Linked DNA regions of Homo sapiens: region 2 is linked to region 1. Evidence: read pairs that join two places in POLR2A ChIA-PET (ENCODE). Cell type or tissue: CD4-positive, alpha-beta T cell. All regions are shown on one strand. Links, peaks and the distances in the headings refer to the core of each region. The heading gives the core; the rest is flanking DNA.

Region 1 (6,086 bases), core at 403-5,402:
ACTGGGCTCAACCTCAAATACAGCAGGAGGAGTTGAGGATTATAGCCAATTGGCAAGATAAGAAAGTCAGTGGATGGAAAATTACTAAGAGGAACTTGATTAGCTATCAAAGGTGGTTGCGAGGACTCTTGCTAAACTAGACTCAACAGGATTCTTTCCTAAAGCTGGACTTGGCAGGCCAAGAAGTAACAGAGAAAAGGGCTCAGAGGAAACTACTAAGGTTTGGTCAAAGATTGGAGTCCTTGTCAACTCTACATTGAAGCTTCTGCAAATAAACAAAGACCAACCAAATGAAAAACAGCAAAGGCTATTTACTGTGAGCTTGGTATAGCAGGGAGTCAGTCACTGTTACTTGTGTTTTGGCAGAGACTTGAAGGCAGTCATAAAGGTGGGAAAGCTTTTTAAAAAGAAAGGTTTCAGGGGCCGGGCGTGGTGGCTCACTTTGGGAGGCCCAGGTGGGTGGTCACGAGGTCAGGAGATCAAGACCACCCTAACTAACATGGTGAAACCCCATCTCTACTAAAAAATATACAAACAATTAGTCTGGTGCGGTGGCAGGCACCTGTAGTACCAGCTACTCCAGAGGCTGAGGCAGGAGAATGGCGTGAACCTGGGAGGCGAAGCTTGCAGTGAGCCGAGATAATGCCACTGCACTCCAGCCTGGGTGACAGAGCGAGACTCTGTCTCAAACCAAAAAAAAAAAAAAAAAAAAAAGAAGGTTTCAGGTATGCTTGGATTGGAGGCTGCCAGCATGGTGAAGCTGTAGATAGATGAAGAGAATCAAAATATTTTACCCCAGAATGTATTTCTTTGGCATATTTTAAGATGGCTGTCAGAGAACCAGCAAACAGAAGGAACTCTGCAAAACTGTCTTCTGTAGGGGAAATTTACACCTGCAGAGAATCTGCGTTAATCCAGCCTTACCTTGTCAGGATTGAGAAATGAAAATAAGCCCTAGTCCCTACAGTCAACTGCGGACTCCCTCTTGGCTGACAGGACCACAGAGAAACCTTGAAAGCAGTTTCTGGATGTGGCAGGCTAGGAGGTTGGACATGCCACCTCAAAACCCCCGCTCACTAACTGCCATTATGAGGCAGGAGAACAGCAGAGGGAATTGGAAGTTGGATAAAAGGCAGAACGAGTAAAAGCAGAAACAGAAGCAAGGTGATGGGGTGGGAGAGCAAGAAGCAAGATAAAAGGCAGAAGTTGAGCAGCCAAAACAAAAAGTAAGATTTAAAAAAGCAAGCAAGGCCGGGCACGGTGGCTCATGCCTGTAATCCCAGCACTTTGGGAGGCCAAGGCAGGCAGATCACCTGAGGTCAGGAGTTTCAGACCAGCCTGGCCAACATGGTGAAACCCCATCTCTACTAAAAATACAAAAAATTAGCTGGGCGTGGTGGTGCACTCCTGTACTCCCAGCTACTTGGGAGGCTGAGACAGGTGCATCGCTTGAACCCGGGAGGCGGAGGTTGCAGTGAGCCGAGATTGCATCACTGCACTCCAGACTGTGCAACAGAGCGAGACTCTGTCTCAAAAAAAAAAAAAAAAAAAAAAAAGAAAAGCAAGCAAGGACCCCATGGCCAGCGAGATCCAAACCAGTAAAGGGGCAGCTCCTCAGAGATAGGCATGTGCATGAGAGAAAAAAAGTATCCTTAACATGACTCCGTATGATAATCAGCTCATTAAAACTCATGCATATGGACTGCACATCATGCATGTACTTAAAATTATGGGATGGAGCCAATGTGCAAGCACACAAGGGCCAAAGTAACTAAGCAACCCACCTATCAATCAAAAGGCAAACACTGGCTAACGATTAGGCATCCTTGTGAAGAGAAGAAAAAAAAACACACATAAAACGACCCAAAGTACACCAAACTAATACTTATCTTACATCCCAGAGGTCAGTCCACTCTCCCCACTCTGAGAGTGTTACTATGCTTAATAAACTTTTGCTTTGCTTTGCTGCTTTGTGTGTGTCATGTACAGTTCTTTGTTTGGGACACCAAGAGCCTGGAAATGCATGGCACCATCTGGCAAGAATTAGGATTTTTTTCCTAAGGGTTAACAAACCAAGCCTTTGGAGAGACTTGCTTCACTACTGTTATCAACCAACAGCCTGATGCTTTCCCTCCCTTTTGTGGTTTTGACAAAAAAAGCAAGCAGCATTCCCTCCTGATAAGAGACCACCGACCCAGGAATGATTCTGGCCAGACTACGGAGGATGTACAGTGAGGGTTTTCATGTCCATTGCCTCAGATTTTGACGTCAGAGGGCCACAAACTCCACTCTCAGATGATTGCTAACGCCACCATTTTATGAACATGGGCCCCATGGAGAGGCATGCAGCTCAACTGCACATCTGCACATTTTCATTTTATAAATATTCATATTGGAATATTATTTGGTACTGCTCCCGTGAAAGACACATTTGCAGAATGGACTCAAATTAGAAGCATTATATAAGCACTATAATGTAGCAATGGCGCATCCAGCTCTCTACACTATAGAAATGTCTGCAGTGTAGACATTTCCACAATGACCAAAGATATCTGTACAAGAATGGTGACTGCAGCATTCTTTGTAATCCTAAAACCATGAAACCAACATCATCTCAAAAACATTTTTTTTTTTTTGAGATGGGAGTCTCACTCTGATACCCAGGCTGGAGTGTAGTGGTGCAATCTCAGCTCACTGCAGCCTCCACCTCCCAAGTTCAAACGATTCTCCTGCCTCAGCCTCCTGAGTAGCTGGGATTACAGGTGTGTGCCACCATGCCTGGCTAACAAAAACATTTTGAAAAGGGTTAAATAAATCATGCACAGACTGAGGAAAAATACTGTTTTCAAAAATGATGGAGAGGATCACTATCATGATGAAAGATTCCACTGGTCACATTATTGATAGAGCAATCAGGAAACCCAGGCACATCCTGGAGGTAATACTGGACTCCTATTACTAAAATATGAAAAAATGGAGGCACGTGAATTACTTGTTTAAGCGTATAAGGGACTGAATTAGAATTTTATCACACCAGAAGTGGGTTCCTAGGTCTCTGTTTCAGGATTCCTAAGTTACACAGGTGTAAACCCGGCATTTCAGGAGATAGCCGGTTAAGAATCTGGTCGGGGAGGTGGGCGGCCCTTGACATGGATCAGTCATAAATGAGTGGCTTGGGACTTCGGGAAGATAAAATCTTCCCCATTTACCTAGTGATTGACAATGCATGAATGCTTCAAAAGTTCCAATAAGCGTCCCTGGGTGGGCTCGAACCACCAATCTTTCGGTTAACAGCCGAACGCGCTAACCGATTGCGCCACAGAGACAAGCGCTTCCGCTTCTACTGGTGATATGGGAAGGGCCCACTCACTGAACTAACTCCCTTCCCTCTACTCCCAGAGCCCGCCCGGCAGGACCACCGAGCAAGGCCTTGGAAAACCAGAGAGATTAGAGCGGTGAGTCGCGCCGGTCACGTTGGACGCCTGCGCGTTAGGAGATTCTGGAGCCAGAACAGCGGAATTGCCTTCGCCCGCCCTGCCCCTCGCCTGCTTCAGAAGCTTCCAGGAACTCCCGGGTCGGCGACCCAGCCCGAGCCGCCTGGGGCCCCAAGGGAAGCTGAACGCCCTGTGGGCTCCTGGGATGGTTCTTCCCGTTCTTTGCGCCGCCTTCACCCATTGAAGAGCCTGTGCCCACCCTGCCCAGTCGCTCTCGGGGCCGCGGAGGAGCTTCCGCTGCCATCTTCGGATCCTGTGTTCCGCACGGGGGCTCCACCAGGGCAGGGATGGTGGTGAGGGTCGCTCGTGGGTCCCCTCGGGGGGAGCAGGGTCTGGCACTCACCAGGGCTCACGACTAGGACTTGTCGAATGAATTCATTGTCGCCTTTAGCTTTTAGTCCTTTGAAGAGCCCTGAGAGCGGAAATCAACAGATTTTTTTCCATGGGGAAGTTCTTTTTACAAATCGTTGATTTCTCAGTACCCTGCAGGGCGGGAAACTGGCAGGGCCTCCGGCGCACCTTCTGCGCGGTGGAGCCGCGGGGCTCAGCTGGGCCGTGGTCCGGCCCTGGGGCCGTAGGGCGAGAGCAGGTAAAGGGAAAAGCAAAAGCTGGGAAAGAAGCCCGGGAGCGGTGGACCAGACATCCAGACCTCCTGAAAGGCGCATGCAGAGGCACAGGCGGGATCTTCTGGAAGTGAGAATTGTTTTTGTTTGTTTATTGTAGCAGAATGGGGAAATGGAGAGAGAACCTGAAAGAGCCCCAAACTCGAGGACCTATTGCTCCCCAAGAATAACATCTTCCAGAAGAACTAGACAGAAAACTAGGCGTCTGGGAACTCTGAAATCCTTGGAGGAGTAGCATCATCATGACCCTCTGTGTTCCTTTTGGCAAAGGACTTGCTCCCATTGTTTGCTTGTTCCATTGTCTGTCTGTTAAATAAATAAAACCCTTTTCATATATCTTTAAACTTACGTTGGTTTTATCATTTTATGATTACAAGTAATGCTGCAGTCATCATTCTTGTACACTCTCATTGGCCACTGGTGTATTTCTATAGGGTGGAGGCCTGGAGAGTAGTTGTTCCAGCATAGTGTTTACATAGCTTTTATTTCATTCCGTTTTCTTTCCTTTGTTGCTTTATTAGCTATAACCCTTTTCTTATTTAAGAGGCTGCTTTAGGGTTTCCGGGATACATCTTTAATTTATCATAGTCTGCTTTCTAGTGTCATTATGCCTCCCTTTCTGGCCTTTATCCTAGTGTTATGTAGTTTTACTTTATGCACTATAAGCTTTGTGATTCATTATTACTTTTATTTATTACGTCAAATATTTTTTGAAAGATTTAAATTATAAGAAAACGTGTAGTACATGTTTTCTAAATGCCATTTCCAATATTCGTTTCTTTGTGTAGGCCCGCATTTTTATCTGGTATCCTTTTGCTTCTGCCTGGAGGACTCTTAAGATTTCTTGCAGCATGGGTTGGTGAATTCTTTTAGCTTTTGTATTTTTTCAATGTCCTTATTTCACTCACAGTTATGAAATTTTATTTTTGCATAGAATTCTAGATTAACTTTTTTTCTCTAGGTACTTTAAAAATGTTGCCATTTATGAAGCATTGTCATTTAAAATATCATCTTTCTTTCCTATGTTTGTAAATATGGCGTAAAGCCGGTTTCTTGTGCTGGTTATACAATTTTCAGAATGTGTATTTAAATTTAAAATATTAAATTGTACTAAAAAACTAAAAATATTAATCATGAATGTCCTAGATTCATCTTAAGTTCCAACAGTACACTTAAAGTGTGCCCAACCTGAGGGTCAAATCTACTTGCTGACATGGAATTTGTGTTTGTGAGAGCCTAGTGATTTTCCTTACATCTGAATGTCTTCATTGCAAAAGGAAACGTTTTTCTTTGCCAAAATACTTTAAAATATTCTTACTTCAATTAAGTGCATTAAAAACAAATTTCTCAGTTGCATCCCTGAAATCCATCAAAAGCCCGGGAGAGACAATCAAGTGCTTCAGGATCAAGAGCTAAACAGGGGAGGACAAAGCGGGGCTCCTTCACTAGGAGTCAAGCCAAAGTCAACTGATTTGGTCTCCAATGGAGAACAGAACTTGGTTCACCAGCGACGTGAGGACGCGGCCCAGAGGAGGCGGACTTTCTCTTCATGGTGCCTTCAGATAGGAAATCTAGGATTTTCTTTCTTTCCCTTTGATCTACTTCCAACTCTCCCTTTCTATTTCTTCAAGAACTTTTTCGGATCCCTAGCTGGGAAGGACCTAAGGGGCCAGTGCCCTTCCCTACTGGTCCCTCCTTGACTGGGTGTCTTCGGAGCCCAAGCTCACCCTGAACATTACTGCCCGCTTCAGACAGTGAGAGGACCAAGGAGGGCGGTGGGTGCGGTGGGAACCACAGAGTCACCGCGCACCTGCATCCGTGAGCTCCTAGCAAATTGAATAAATGCCCCCTGAAGCTTCTCTGCAGGTCAGAGGGAAGGGGAGGGTGGCTGCTGACCCGGCAGGAGAAGCTTCAAGAAGCATCGGGAGGACCTGGCCCTGCCCCTGGGCCTTGAAGACAGGCCTGGCCA
Region 2 (6,086 bases), core at 650-5,649, 330 kb after region 1:
TACATTTTAAATTATGACTTTCAACGTCAAATATTTCCATATGACAGTCAGTTACATGATGTGTTTTCTTTTTCCTACCTCCTTTACCTGCCACTTCTCATAATGGTATTTGAACCTAAACATATGCCAGTGACATTCTGTGGTTGTCATCTTGCCCACACCTTGGTTTTTGGTTTAGATCCACAATTAAATATATTAATGCTCATGAGCTGTTCAAAAGTGAATGTCACAGTCATCACTTGCTGAGTGGTACTCATCCTTAACAGAGTCCTCATGAGGGAATCAGGTCTCGCTGAGTTTAGCATGTTTAATAATCTTCCTCGTGGTCTTGATACATGGATCGCATTACTGGATATAAGGTGTTTGCCCAAAATGATTTTTCTTGCATTTTTAGGAGCTATTGTCTTCCTTGCGGGACATACATGCTGTATGTTCTCATTGTGGGATTCTATTTTGTTCTACCAGGACCTATAATTTCTGCCAGTTACTTCATTTGTTCTCTTCACCATGAGTCTCCAGAGGATGCTTCCTTTGTCCATGCCTCCCCATCTCCCAGCAATTCTGCGTTTCCAAGACTGGCACCTCTGGTCCTCTGCATGGTGAAGCCCCTTCCTTTCAATTCCCCAGTAGCCAGTGCTCTAATCCACCAGGTCTCAGGCATGATCTGTGTTTCTCCACATGCTCTTTCTGAGGATAGTTTTACCTGTGTTCTGTCATGAACAGGCCCTCCCTGCTGTCCTGGCCTCGATTTGCTTAGTGTTTCCTGCTCCCTCTGCCCTTGTGTGGCTCCCAGACCAAGTGAAACAAAATCACCTGAGGGCCACAGTGTTCCCTAGCCCTGGCGTTTAGGGGCAGGGTTATGGGTGGGATTTTTGACTCTCTAAGTTAACGCCTAGGGCTTTGAAGTGTCTGTTGAGAAATTCAGCTGTTATCATCCTAGGTGGACTTGCTCTCTCCTGTCCTCCTACTTCAAATGCAGAACTTCAATCGTGTACAAAAGAAGACTGAGTCATATAATAGAACACACCCTTATTCATTGGCTGGCTTCACCAATCATCTCATGGCTGAACTTTTAAAAATACAATCTTAGCCACATACCTATGAAATGTATATGTGTGTGTATACATATGTGAATTTGTTTCTGAGATTATGGAGGCTGAAATTCCCAAGATGGAAGGAAAGCTGGATACCCAGGAAAGCATTTGTTTCCCATTAGGCCTCTTAATTCTCTCCTGACCTTTGATTGATTGCATGAGTCCCACCCCCGTTAAGGGGGGCAATCTGCTTCACTTAGTCTGCCCATCCCGATGTTAATCATATGTGAAACACTCTCTGGAACACAACCAGAATCACATTTGGCCGAATGTCCCGGCACCCTGGTGCTCAGTCACAGTGACACGTGCAAGTAACTATCACACTTGTCCTTTGTCACATTTGTCATTTCCCCTGTTTTTCTCCCAATCTGCAGCTTATATTTGTTCTCTTAATACTGTCTCGTGTTGAGCAAAAACTTTTACTTTTTATAAAGTTGAATTTATCAATGTTTTCTTTAATGGTTTGTGTTTCTTGATAACAAAGAACACTTTGCCTAACTGCGTCGTGAAGATTTTGTCTTATATTTCCTGCTATACTTTTTCTACTTTTATAGTTTATATTTAGTTGCATAATCCATTTTGAGTTAGTTTTTGAGTCAGTATTGAGGTTCAGGTGAATCTTTTTCCTTTGGGGATATGCATGTCCAGTTGTTTCTACACAATTTGTTGACAAGAGAATGCCTTCTCCACTGAATCATATTTGGACCTTTGTCAATCCATTGGGTGGTTGAGACTGGTCTGAGGGCTGTCCTGGTGTTTGGACAGAGAGACAGGGCATGAAGTAGGGTGGTTCTTATGGGAAAAATTAAGGAAGGCACATTATTCTATGAGGCATAGGAAGCCCCAAGCACAATTGGGGTACCTTCTACCAGCATGTTGTAGCACATTCATCTCTGCTGTCTCTACCTCTCCTGTTGCAAAAGCTTGGGTGTGCATAGACACTGAGGTTGAGTGGTGTCTTTGGGCACTTTTGAGCATTGACACCAAAGCTCCAGCATCAAATCTTAGAATATCAAGCAGCCGGGTGGATCACCTGAGGTCAGGAGTTCACGACCAGCCTGACTAGCATGGTGAAGCCCTGTCTCTACTAAACACAAAAAGTTTAGCTGGGCATGATGGTGCATGCCTGTAATCTGAGCTACTTGGGAGGCGGAGACAGGAGAATCGCTTGAGTACCTGGGAGGCAGAGGTTGCAGTGAGCTGAGATCACACAATTGCACTCCAGACTGGGCAACGAGAGTGAAACTCCATCCCCCCAAAAACAAATAAATAAAAATAAAAGAATATCAAGCAGTCAAAGAAGCAGGAAAACATGACACATACTGAAGAATCTAATAATCTGGTTGAAATTGACACACACGTTGGAAATAGAAGAAAAGGACGTTACCGCAATTAGTATAATTGTATTTTAATTAAATGGAGAGGTTGAAGATTTTTTAAATATCAAATTCTGTAGATAAAAACTATGATTTACAGTGTGAAATGGAAGAAGGCACTGGATTAAATATTGCAGAAGAGAAGATTATTAAACTAGAAGGAATAGAAGTTGAAACTAACATAAATGAAACACACATTAACAAATGACTTGAAAACATATAAAGACCATCAGCATCAAAACTTTAAACCCCCCAGTATAGGGCTAAATGGAATCCCTGAAGGGCAGGTAGTGGAGAAGAGAGAAAAAGATATTTAAAACATACTGGATGAAAGATTTAGAAGCTCCATAGAAATCATAAACTTCAAATATTACAGAAATATGATTATCCCAAGAACAAGAAACATGCAGAAAACTTCACCAAGGAACACCTTAATCAAATCCATCAAAACCAGTGATAAAAAGGAAATCCTAAAAGTAATAAAAGGGAAAAGAACATGTTACATACAGAGCACTAAATATAAGGATGGCATAAGATTTCTCATAGGAAATTTTACAAACAAGAAGTTTGCAATAAAGTACTTAAAAAAAGAAAAACTGTCACCTACAAGTCTACACCTGGCCAAATTATCTTTCAAAAATAAACATGAGAAAAAATATTTTTGAACAGAAAACAAAATGATCTCAATTTGCAGATGGTGTGATCCTATGCATAGAAAATCCCAAACAATACATACAAAGGCAAACACACATACATGCACACAGACACCAGACACACACACACACACACACACACACACACACACACTATCAGAGTTAATAAGTGAATTCAGCAAACTTTCAGCAAACAATCCATTGTGATGGCAATGAGCTATCTGAGAAGTAAACTGACACAATGATTTCATTTATAATAGCACCTGTAAGGATAATATGCCTGGGAATAAATTTGTTCAAGAAGGTGCAGTACTTGTACACAGACAACTACAGAACATTGCTCGAGGAGACTAAGGAAGACCTAAATCAATGGAAAGACATCTTGTGTCCATGGGTTGGAAGTTGTAACATGGTTAAGATAAAAATACAACTCAAAGCAATCCACAGACTCAATACAATCCTATCAAAAAGTGGCTTTTTTTACAGGAATGCCTGAGAAGAACTTCATGTTCCTAAAAAACAGCAAGTGTCCCCCCAAAACAAAAGCAATCTTGAAATGCAAGAAGGAACGTTCTCTATTCCAAAGGTCTTTAACTGCTCTCAGTAATACATGGTAATCTTCAATATATAGGCTTTCACACCTTTTTTTTTTTCTTCTTTTGTTTCTAGACACGATCTCACTCTTTCACTCAGGCTGGAGTACAGTGGCAAGATCACACAGCTCACTGCAGCATGGAATTCTCAGGCCGATGACATCCTAGGGCCTCATCCACTGAGTACCTGGGACTACAGGCTCACACCACCACAGCCGGATAATTTTTCTGATTTTCAGTAGAGATGAGGTCTCACTATGTTGCCTAAGCTAGTTTCAAGCTTCTGAGCTCAAGCGACCCTCCTGCCACGGCCTTCCTAAGCGCTAGGATTTGAAGCTGCGCCTGGCTGGCTTTCACATCTTTGCTATGTAGTTTATATTTCTTGGTGTTATTGTAAATGTTTATGAAAGGAATCTTTTAAAAATTTTGTATTAAAATTATATATTTAAGGAATTACATATATTATATATATTTAAGGAATACAACCTGAGGACTACATATACATATACATATACACATACACATACACATACATACACATACACATACACATACACATACACATACACATACACATATACATATACATATACATATACATATACATATACATATACATACACATATACGTATACTATACATAATGAACTAATGCCTACTAGGTGAGGGGCTGCCTTGTGAGCAAACCCAAAGTCCTTGGCTCACAAAGCCTTGTCTAGAAAGATGGAGGGATCAGCAAAGTGGGCACACAGCAGGTTCTGTCTTTAGTGCGGGCACCTGCCCACTCGGGTCTCTGGCAATACTAACCAGGCTTCATGATGGGTGAGGTGAGCTAGGAATGGGAAAGTGGATGACCTCAGATCCAGAGACTGCAGTTGTCACCTGGGGACCTGGCATGTGCGTGGAGGAGTCTCCCACTGATTTGGCCCTGGATCAATGCCCAAACATGCACAAGGACAGGTCTGTTGGCCTCAATGTTTTAGGAGCCACCAGTCTTCTAAAGAGGGTTTGTGGTGGGGAAGAATGTTCAACAAAACAGAAGAGTTATGGGTACTCTAGCTTGGCAACAGAGAATACTTCCTTGTGCTACTAAATGACAATATTTGACAATTATGGATGACACAATTGAGCAACAGCTTTCACTGTTTAACAAGCAGGGTCTCTGGAACACTAGGTTAGTGCTGTCGGAAGTTGACTGAAAAGTCGGTGGTTTGAGCCCATCCAGTCGCATTAATGTTTCTAGCTGATGTGATCTTCCCTCTGAAGAGTCTCTTCCTTGGACCAAATATATCTTCAAGCTTCTCCTCTTCTTGTCTCTTGTCTATTTTCCAAGGTGCCTCTTTGTTGCTTGAGGCAAAAAAAGTTCATTATTAATCCACACCCAGCAAACATCTACCCTTACTTATCCCGGTTTTTAGAGTTTTGAGTTTGTTTGTTTTCTCAGCTTCTCATATTTGGAATACTGGGAATTCCTAAAGTGGAGAACAACAGAACCTGAATCACACCTATGGTGAAGCCACAGGCCCTGGGTGAAAAACCTAATCTGCTCGCGTTTAAAGATAAACCCATTAATTTTCTGTGCTTCCATTTCTATCTGTCTAATGGGCTAAATCAGAACACTTAATTTGTCCAATGTTTAAACGAGCAGTGCAGGAAAAGCGTGGAGCCAATGCCTGTCACGTAGCAATTGGTCAACACGCATGAGCTCCTATCAGCGTCACGGCCTCCAGCATTTCCATCAGGCTTTGATCTTTGAAACGTCCTTCCTGATATGAATGGGTCATTCTTCAAACATTCTCTAACCGATGGCCATGACATTGTTCCAATGTGTATTATTACAAATACAACTGCAGAGACCAGACTGACACATGTATCTGTCGTGCATCACTTGTCTATTTCTCCGTAGATACCTGGAGATGGAATTGTCAGACCAAAGTATTTATACATTTCTGATTTTGCTAATTTCTATCCAAATTACTATGAAAAGAAGCTGTAACAAGTCATACTTTTAATATTTTATGAGAATTCTTTTTTTCTCCATCTTCTGGCCAAAACTGGGAAGTACTTGCCTACCATTTCCTCTGAACTTACTTTTGCCAACATTTCTGTAGTCACACAGTGGGATCACATTGCATGCATGACATCAAACTCAAATCCTAATTGAAAAGAGGGGTTCACAGGACTCTATAAAAATTTATATTCAAAATACAAAAATGCAAACATATATGTGTATACAAATACATATATATACACATACATATATGGGAAAGGAATTTTTTTATTTGGATACCTTATCAAAGTTATATAGACTGGAAAATTTGTTTAGTAAAACAGCAGTCCCCTTGTGTACTCCCAGAGTTTCATCACATA

Evidence for each region. Peaks named below come from ENCODE experiments on the same cell type or tissue, not always from the same donor. Only the 100,000 strongest peaks of a DNase experiment are listed, where the experiment ranks them.
Region 2: POLR2A ChIA-PET joins it to region 1 with 6 read pairs; 2 of 35 experiments call an interaction of 5 or more read pairs at or near these places.

Annotation. Positions count from the first base shown.
Region 1 is chr1:16,886,917-16,893,002 of GRCh38, reverse strand. TRN-GTT4-1 (tRNA-Asn (anticodon GTT) 4-1) reads right to left here and starts at 3,326; the gene lies at 3,253-3,326. LOC105376805 (a long non-coding RNA gene) reads left to right here and starts at 3,337. Exons shown (of 2, transcript NR_135059.1): 1 at 3,337-3,455; 2 at 4,221-4,465. It also overlaps the pseudogene LOC107985101. In CD4-positive, alpha-beta T cell, for the core only: a CTCF peak has its summit at 3,841; a DNase peak (open chromatin) is centred at 3,402; H3K4me3 peaks cover 1,274 bases; H3K27ac peaks cover 887 bases.
Region 2 is chr1:16,556,001-16,562,086 of GRCh38, reverse strand. No RefSeq gene overlaps it. Among named protein-coding and RNA genes, the nearest start is that of TRG-CCC1-1, 13 kb to the right of the region's middle. In CD4-positive, alpha-beta T cell, for the core only: no CTCF peak of the experiment used is centred there; no DNase peak of the experiment used is centred there.